2 separate regions of the Mus musculus genome follow, and region 2 is linked to region 1. Evidence: chromatin loops called from intact Hi-C (ENCODE). Cell type or tissue: heart. All regions are shown on one strand. Each heading gives the region's core, and the rest is flanking DNA. Links, peaks and the distances in the headings are about the cores only.

The links. Hi-C counts contacts between places; a loop is a spot of excess contacts. Peaks named below come from ENCODE experiments on the same cell type or tissue, not always from the same donor. Only the 100,000 strongest peaks of a DNase experiment are listed, where the experiment ranks them.
Region 2: it touches region 1 in a loop (2.5-fold over the local background); 1 of 42 quality-filtered maps calls a loop at or near these places.

The regions. Positions count from the first base shown.
Region 1 is chr7:144,773,448-144,778,135 of GRCm38, forward strand. No RefSeq gene overlaps it. Among named protein-coding and RNA genes, the nearest start is that of Gm34964, 13 kb to the right of the region's middle. In heart, for the core only: a CTCF peak has its summit at 2,829 (motif pointing left); DNase peaks (open chromatin) are centred at 1,054, 2,145 and 2,784; H3K27ac peaks cover 1,826 bases; H3K27me3 peaks cover 3,152 bases.
Region 2 is chr7:144,447,284-144,451,971 of GRCm38, forward strand. It overlaps Cttn (cortactin), which reads right to left. Exons shown (of 18, transcript NM_007803.5): 11 at 3,695-3,805; 12 at 2,277-2,332. Among named protein-coding and RNA genes, the nearest start is that of Gm34561, 18 kb to the left of the region's middle. In heart, for the core only: no CTCF peak of the experiment used is centred there; a DNase peak (open chromatin) is centred at 2,538.

The DNA of each region.
Region 1 (4,688 bases), core at 463-4,462:
CAGGACTCGGACTGTGACACCTACTGAGTCTCTCTTAGGATGAATGGGAGCTCAGGCTCTGAGAACTGGCCTCTCTCATCCCAACCCTGCCTTGAACTGGACCTGGACACTTGGTTCTTGGCTATTGAGAACAACAGTTTCCGTGGCCTCCTGGAGCTGTCTTACAGGTGCCTGGAAGATGCCAGGTCCTTTGGGGCACTAGGCCAGGTGCTTGCTTAGAAGAGGTAGGCTGGGGACAGGCCATTAGCGGTACCTTCTACCTGCCCAGTTGCCACTCAGTCTCCCACAGGCAATTCCCAGAAGCCTCAGCCTTTGGGCTTTTCCAGTGTCCATAGTTCTAGGAACCAACTCAAGGACACTATTCCCCAAGGGACTCTGGGCTAAGTTGTCCCTTCCTCTTCCTAGTGTTTGGTCAGGTGCAGCCCTGCCTAGAGGCTCTGGAGTCAGAGCCAGCCCAGCCCTGTCACACTGAGGAACTGGGCCCTGCCTGCCCCAAAGGTCCCTGAACCACTCGAAGGAAGACAGCAATGTCAGAAGATTAGAAGGACACTTTGCAGGACCGTCCACCAGACACATGGCTTGAGTGTCTCACCAAGGCTCCGTGTGGAAACCTCAGCCCCATACCGTGTTAATAGAGGGCTGGCTGGGAACTCTAGACACTAGTAAGTGCTGAGAGCTTTGTGGGGTGTCTGGCCCTCCCTCCAGGTGATGCTGAGCCCCCACAGGACCCTGAAGACTATGTGATTGTCAAGTGGCCCTCACACAGGTGACCTGGCCCTCAGGATGAAGAGAGTTTTGTTCTTTATGAACACCAGACTCAGGTAGTCTGCTGAACTGACAGGAAGCACTGAAGAGACTTTTACCAAGAGCTGGCTTTCCACAAGAGAGGTCATCTGAGTCCCCCTCTGGTACCACTTCCTGTTACACTTGCTTCTCTGTGTTCCCAGCACACCAGAAGTCTCTATCCCCAGGGTTTTGTCTACACTGTCCTCTTCTCCATCCCAGAACTCCCTGGTGGCAGCCCTGTTGGGACTCCCTGGATGTCCCCCACCCACTTGTGGTGGGGACAGTGCTGGCCCTCTGCCTGATGCTGTTTCCCTTAGTGTGTCAGCCTTCCTCCTGGGCTGCAGGATCAGTGAGAGCTGTGGGAACCCTGGCTCCGGCCCCTCAGCCAAGTGACTCGGGGACATAAACCACAAGCAGGACAGGTCTGTCCCAACCCTCAGTCTAGATGAATACTGGGGAACTGCATTCATCACCGTAGAATTGAATCCCTCCCAGACCTGGAGGCCAAAGGGCACCAGTCTCCCAGAAATGGGTGCCTGAGGCCACAGTTCTAGTGGCCCTGGGCATAGAGGTTTCCAGAGAGGGACTTCATTCCTGACCCTGTCCTTGAAACAAAGGTTCTGTCTAATGTCCGTTGGCTGCAGGATCCACACGGCCCCAAATGCAACATTGGACTCTGCAGCCACCTAGAGCCGTGCCTCCCTTCAAGACTCTTCTGGATCTAGGGCCATTTCCACTCCCAGACTGAGCTTGCCTCTTCTTTTTCTCTCTGGACACTGGGCTTTATTCCTTGAAGGACAAATAGGTCATTTGATATTTGACAGACAGTGACAACCAGAGACCCTGAAAAGCCAAGGTACTATGAGGACCGAAGTGCCGGGTCTTCCTTATCCAGAGAGTTAGGATGAGCGGGGGACTACAGCAAGTCCCTCTCTGCATGTCTTAGGGTATGCAGGCCACCATTACTGGCATCCTGCCTCCAAAACACTGTTTATACTGACAATGGTGGCCTTCAAATGCCCCCCACACACACACACCTTCCCTCAACCAAGATTTAGAAGGGCCACGCCTCTGAGCTTCTACTGACCTCACAGAACCTGTTGCTTCAAGGAGGGGCAGGTTTGAGCATAGGTGCTGGGAGGGGCAAGCTCAAACCCTGTAGCCAGGGCAGCCATAGGCCCCCAGAGCTGCAACTCTGAGGCACAGGGTGAGGAAAGGAGAGTGTGAGCCCTGCCTTCCTGGGGAATGTGAGTCCGTAAGAGCAACTGAAGAAAATCTGTGGGAGCTGGCTGCCAAGATGGACTCCAGGAGGGCAGACCCAGAGAGGGAGGAGTTATCCAGGAAGAAGCAGCTGAGTCCGAAGGGAGGACTCACTGCAGGGGAGGACACAGGCGAAGAGGACTCACCCTGAGACGGACTCACTCTAGGAGAGAGGGTCCTGTGCAGGAGGAAGTACTCATTCTAGGGGAGAACCTGGGGGAAGGACTCACCCTGAGAAGGATTCACTCCAGGAGAGAGAGTCCTGTGTTAAGAGGGAGGCTTCATCCGGGGGAGGAAGATCATGGTGAAGAAGATAGATACAACCAGGAAGGGGAACCAACCTGCTGACCTTCACCTCAGCAGGGAGGGGATGCTGCCCGGGCAGCCTGGTGATGACACTGAGGGCCTGTCCAAGAGTCCTGGAGGAGTGTGTGCACAAGGAGCTATACTGCAAACCTGTGAGCCAGCATGAGTGTACATTGGGAGAAGGTGTGTGCTCACGCCAGAGCATGTAGAAAGGCAGGCTAGGAGGCCAGTCAGACACCCAGGGGGCCTGAACGCCACAGCACAGAGCCTCTGATATCTTTGCTGTGGTTTGAGCAGACACAGTCCCTGTGGCCAGGATGTTGTGGGGTCCCTTCTGGAGTTTTTGAGAACTAGGGAAGGGGCTGAGAACTGCCTGGCGGGCTCTGGGGAGTTGGCCTCTGGACTCTAGGCGGTGAGAAGACAGCTAGGTCCCCAGGGAAGCCAATGTGAGGGCCTGTGCTGCCCCCTGGTGGTGAAGCATGCCTATTCCATGCAGCTGCCCGTCAGGGACTGTTGGGTAAGTATTAAAGGGTATTAAAGGTGAGGCCTTCCTAGTGGGGTTTTGTGACCTGGGACAATAGTACAGGTCATCCCCCACTGAGGCAGGGCCTCTGCCTGGTCACAGTTTGTCCTGGTCACTTGCTAGATTTTAATCCATCCCTCCACTATGTCCTACAATTCTCCTCTTTACAGTTTAAAAGAAACTGTGACCCATGCAGGGCTGTCCCTAACATCCAGCATCCAAGAGCCACCCCATTCTTAAGCCACTTCTTGCAGTGCTTTATGCCCTGGGGGACCAGGAACCTCCTCTGGGGGTGAGGGGAAATGTGGAGGAGCCTGGGAAGGAACAGGGGCCACCAACTCCATTCAGCCTTCCTCTCCACAGAGAACATTATGCCTCTGGTACCACCAGAAGCCAAAATATATGATCTGCTTTGAAACACTGTGTGGAAGTAAGGCAAGAGCTGAGGACGAGGAAGTGTGGGCTCCCAGAAGAAGACAGCTCAGTGTAGGTAGGGTGGAACCTGGCTGGTGAACACTGGTCTTTTTAAAGACCAAAGAAAGACAGAAAGTGATGTAAGAGGAAGGCATGTCTAAGAGACAGTGCCAGCAAGGGTCATCGGAAGGCACCTCTGACTTTTAAGCTTGGACCAGCTGAAAAAAAATTCTAGGGCAAGTGTGGAAGCTCACATCAGAGGCAGGGAATCTCTGTGTGTTTAAGACTAGCCCTGTCTACAAAAGTGGATTATAGGTTCAGTTAGACTTTGTCTTATTTTTAAAAAAAGAAGAAGAAGAAGGAGAAGAAGAAGAAGAAGAAGGAGAAGGAGAAGGAGAAGGAGAAGGAGAAGGAGAAGGAGAAGGAGAAGGAGAAGGAGAAGGAGAAGGAGAAGGAGAAGAAGAAGAAGAAGAAGAAGAAGAAGAAGAAGAAGAAGAAGAAGAAGAAGAAGAAGAAGAAGAAGAAGAAGAAAAGGAGAAAGAGAGGAGAGAGAGAGAGAGGCATTTCAAGCAAATAGGCGCCCTGGGGAAGAAAAGAACCTGGCATATATTTATAAGGCATTTTTCTAAGAGCCCCCAGTGGAGTTGAGGATGTAGCATAGTTGTAGAATGTTCGCCTAGCATTCACAAAGTCCTGGGTTCAATTCTCAGCATTACACAAAGCAGGGATGGTGACATGGGCCGGTCATCCCATCACTTGGGAGGTAGAGGCAGGAGGGTCAGCTTGAGCTGCGTGCGTAGCAAGTTTAAGGCCATCCTGGACTTATGAGACCCAGAGCATGCAGAGGCCCAGGAGCGAGTGGGCTGGAGCAAGAGGGAGAAGGGAAGGGGGTGGGGGTGGGGGAAAGATCCAGATTCAGAGAAAGAGAAAAATGATGGGGAGGGTATGTGCTAGGGTAGAACCATAGATAGGTGACCCAGGGGGTTGAATGGAGGGAGATGGAGAATGGAGAGGATCTGACCTTGGGGCTGAGAGTCTCTGGAGTGCCACTGAGCATGACTGGATCTGGGTGGGGTGAGGTTCATGAATCATTTTTATTTGACTTTGCTGAAGTCCACCTCCCACTGAAATTCTCAAAAGAAACCACCATTTGCTCCTGAGGTCTGACACTTGACAGCCCCTGGCTGAGCTCATTCTGCTGGAACCAGTTTCTAAGATACTGGTATTTCAGCCAGCAAAACGGTTACTCTGGTAAAAGTGCTTGTGGCCAAGACTAACGTCCTGAATTCAGTCCCCGAACCCACAAGGTGGAGAAAGAGAAGTATTTCCTGCCAGCTGTCCTCTGGCTTCCACACTCACACGCCACTCACTCTCATACACACCACACACTCACACACAC
Region 2 (4,688 bases), core at 339-4,338, 330 kb before region 1:
CTGTTAACCACAGACACCACAACTTCCTCAATGCCAGCCTCTGACTAACACACTTAGTTCCTTATGTCTTCTGCAACAGGGCTCTCAGCCACCACACACCTGGTCTCCTGCCACCTTACCCAGCCTCCTTGCTCAGTCTATTCCAACTGGCAGAGGTAAAACCCTGAGGGGTGCCCCTCAGCATGCTGCATGGCCCTCCCCTGCCACTGAGGCAGCCTTGCAGCATCCTGGCTGCCTAAGGCCTTATCACTCTCATCTTCTCTACCCAAGTCCCCCAACTCTGCAAGCCTCCACCACTGCCTGGAATCACACCAAGCCCGCCCTCTGCTCTGTCGAGTGCTGGGTTACAGGTGTGTGCAGCTGTGCCCGGACTCAGGCTCCTTCAGTAAAGGCTGAATGTTCCATAGGCTTCCCCCACAGCAGGAAATAGAATCGCCACCCTCACTCTTCCATATCTGCAATGACCTTGTTCCCAAAGCAGGCTCCTGTCCCATCCTCTGCTTTGTCACTGACCATCTGCCCTCAAACCTCAGCCCAGGGACCAGTGAGAGGGTTCACTGGGTAGAGGCACTTGCCTCCAAGCCCAGTGTCCCGAGTTCAAACCCTGGGACCCACATGGTAGAAACCAACTCACACAAGCTGTCCTTTGACTACCAAGTATACTTGGTGGCACATACACATATACATGCATACACACAATGAGTTTGTTTTTGTTTTGGAGACAGGGTTTCTCTGTAAAGGCCTGGCTATCCTGAAACTCTCTGTAGATCAGACTGGCCTTGAACTCAGGGATCTGCCTGCCTCTGCAACCTGAGTACTGGGATTCAAGGTGTGCACACCACCTGACTACATATCATCATTCTTAAACTCAGTTCATCTTGCTTCCTCAGGGCCAGTTAGCACAAGCCACCAGCTTTGCTCTAGGGGTCTCCTGTGAGATACCCTGGTGACCTGGGAGATGCCCAGGATGAAGCCAACCACAGTGAGCTGAGTCTAAAGGAAGAACAACTCAGGGGATGACCCAGGCACGCCATGTGTGACCACAGTCAAGGGCAGGAAGGAACATTGGCATCTGTGCAGTTGAGAGTATGCAGCTCACCTCAGGCAGAGGAAAGCAGCCCCTGCCAGACCACTGGAGAACCCACAGAGCTGTCTAGCAATAGCTTTCCCCACCACTGGCTGACATACTAGAAAAACAACTTTCACCAGCTCACAGCTGACCTTACAGGGTTCTGGAACTGATTAAAAGCAACAACAGGCTGATGAGGGGATCTGGAGAGAAGGAGCAATCTGTTACCACAGGAACACGCTTTCATGACTAAAAGACAAAGCTGGACAGGATGGCACTGGCCACCAATGCCAGACCCCGAAGGCCGAGGCAGAAGCACCTCAAGTCCCAGGCCTGCCTGGGTGGCACAGCAGGACCCTATCTGAAGGAAAAAGTGAAAAAGGGCAGGCTAAGGCCCAGGATGTCCCAGGTGCTGGCCCACTGCAACAAGACTAGTAAGTAGTCCAGTTCCCCCGTCTGTGGTAACAGACAGTGACTAAATGTGGCCACTAAGCAATTCTGAGAACTGGTTTTTGCCTGGCTTTCTGCTAATAATTAAAAGTTCAAGCCAGGCAGTAGTGGCGCACACCTTTAATCCCAGCACTCGGGAGGCAGAAGCAGGCAGATTTCTGAGTTTGAGGCCAGCCTGGTCTACAGAGTGAGTTCCAGGACAGCCAGGGCTATACAGAGAAACCCTGTCTCGAAAAAACAAAACAAAAAAAAAACAAACAAACAAACAAAAAAAAAGTTCAAATAGTCAGGCTGGAGAGATGGCTCAGAGGTTAAAAGCACTTGCTGGCTGCTCTTCCAGAGGTCCTGAGTTCAATTCCCAGCACCACATGGTGGTTCATAACCATCTATAATGGGATCTGGTGCCCTCTTCTGGTGTGCAGGCACACATGCAAGCAGAACACTGTATACGTAATAAATAAAGCGTCAGAAAAAAAAAAAAGGTCAAATAGGTCCCAAGACCCTTGTATCAAGTGCCTCAATTTCACCCAAGATCCCTCCTGCTAACTGCTGTGCTGTGACCAAGTACTCAGCTTGGTTGGCCTCAGCCCCACATGTGAAACAGAATGAACCCACAGTGTGCCACATGAGGTATGCAGGGTTCCCAGGTGGCCACTCCAGAGCCATGGAATGATATACCTAATGTCACTGGACAGACCTCCATGTAGTGAGCCAACGGCCCTCGGAAGACATCCCCACCATGGCTCACCAGTCTTACCTTGTCCATCCGATCCTTCTGCACCCCATACTTCCCGCCGAATCCTTTGGCATAGTCTAAAAGGTGGTAAAGGTGAGACTTACGTGAGGCTGAGGATGGGCGAGCAGTGGCAGGCACATGCGCATGGATCCACAAACAGCCCGGGGACACAGACCAGAGCGGAGGGACGTGAAAGCTGCCCGAGGACAGGCTCTCCTGGCAGAGCCAGCTGTCTAACCACAGTGCCCAGTGCAGGCAGGGAGTAGGAGAGGTGTGGGCATGCTTCCAGGAATGGGGACAGGGAGGGGATGGGCGGCAGGCCAGCGGGAAGGAAGCCAAGGAGGGAGGACACAGGACAGGCCTTTGCAGTGCACACTTCTATAGCACAGTCTTCGCACCAGCCAGGGCCTTATTCTCATCTGCTTCCTGGGCGCCTGCTCTACTGGGCACTAATTAGAGGCCCCATCGTGGTTTGTTCTCTTGCTTTTTAAAAGAAAAAACAAAAAACAAAACAAAACAAAAACTCTGTGTGGAAATGCCACCAGACAAGTATGTCTGTTGCTGCCACACACAAACACATGAAAGTGACAGTCATGCAGCCTTGACATCACAGGAACCAATGGCCACCTCCACACAATCTGCTGGGCCAGCACCAAGTACATTCACTCTGGGCCTGATGGCATCTGGGAGCCCACAGTCCACCCTGATCCAGGGAGTCACAGGCCTCTGCCTGGGTGCTCAGCTTCTAGGAACCAGGTTGGCTCTGGGAACCAGGTCTGACCTCTCAAAGAGAAAAACTGCAATAGCTTCTGAGATCCCCAGGGCATGCCTCCACCTGCCAGTATCAGCCACACACAGTGTGCACTAGGGTAAGGCTCTGGGTGGAGACAGATACTACACACAAGTCCGTGTGGCCAAAAACCAAAACAAACACACACATAAAACCTTGTATACCTGGCCAAAAAGAAACAAAAACAAAAACAAAAAACAAAAAACAGCAACAAAAATCCACACCTCTGTAAACAAAGACACAGGGAGCACATGAAACACATCTTTCATTCTCCACCACCCCAGTGTGTGGTTAACATCAGGTCTGAGAGAAGCAAACCCAACTCCCTATGGGTCAGAGAGTCAGCGCTGGGGGTCTGCAGCGATGAGGCCAGAGGTGTTCCCTGCAGATACTATACCAACCTGGCCTGCAGAGTGCCTCCTAACCTCAACCCAGAAGGCTGGAGGGAAAAAAAGAACAGGGGTGGGGTGGGGGAGGAAAAGGACCAAGCTCCGGGATGTTGCTCTAGCATGACACTTGAGTGGAGGCCATCGCTGGCAGCTGGCGGCACAGGGAACTGTCACAGGCACTGCGGTAAACCCTGAAGTCTGCTCCAAGTCAGCTGCACTGCAAGGGCTGGTGGGGGGGTGGGGGTGGGGGGGAACTGTGCCTTGCTGGGACTCGTGCTTGGCCAATCTCTCCTTGTAATCAAACCCCACAGCGGAGGAGTCCTGCCTCTCGGACTGAACACCAAATTTGCCTCCGAAACCAGTCTTATAGTCTGGAGATCCACGGGAGACAGTGAGGAGCATGACCGAGAGAGGAGACAGCTAGGTTAGAATCACGGGAACACGCGCACTGGTCCAGTACGTCATGTTCAGACCTCTGATCTGGGCCTGTTGATCTAACATTGACCAAAGCGTAAAGGAACAAACAAACTTAAGGTCAGTAGACTTCAGCTGAGACGCAGAAGCAGGATCAGAACTGGATGGTAAAGTTTAGTTAAAGCTACTCCAGGCTTCAAGGTTTGCCTGAAGGGACGGCTGAATACAGCTACAGGGTTTTACCCTCCTCAAACCAGCTTTCCCTGGGACAGAGTTCCCACTGTGACAAGAAAAATTCCTAATTAGAACAGAAGTGTGCAAGGATTTGAGGGAGACTCAGATACAGACCCTGCCCAGCACAGACCAGTTCCTGGAGTTCTATCTCCAGAACTGCAGAAAGAAGTGTGCCTTCAAGCCGGGCGTGGTGGTGCACGCCTTTAATCCCAGCACTAGGGAGGCAGAGGCAGGCGGATTTCTGAGTTCAAGGCCAGCCTGGTCTACAAAGTGAGTTCCAGGACAGCCAGGGCTACACAGAGAAACCCTGTCTCGAAAAACCAAAAAAGAAAAAAAAAAAAGTGTGCCTTCCACATATCAGAGCCCACCTTATAAAGGAGAACCCAGGAACCTGGAGGACAAAGGACCCCTCCAAGGGTGCCGCAGTAACCAGGCTCCCAGGGGCTGCAGCCTTGGCATGGGGTGAGATGGGACGGATCACCCTATCCCCCTGCTGCCTATGGGGACTTCTGGAACTAGTGGAGACATGGACAACTTCACATCGTGAGAACAAAACTCAAGACAGAAACGCGGCTGACATGAAGCACGTGACCCACCGAGGGACGA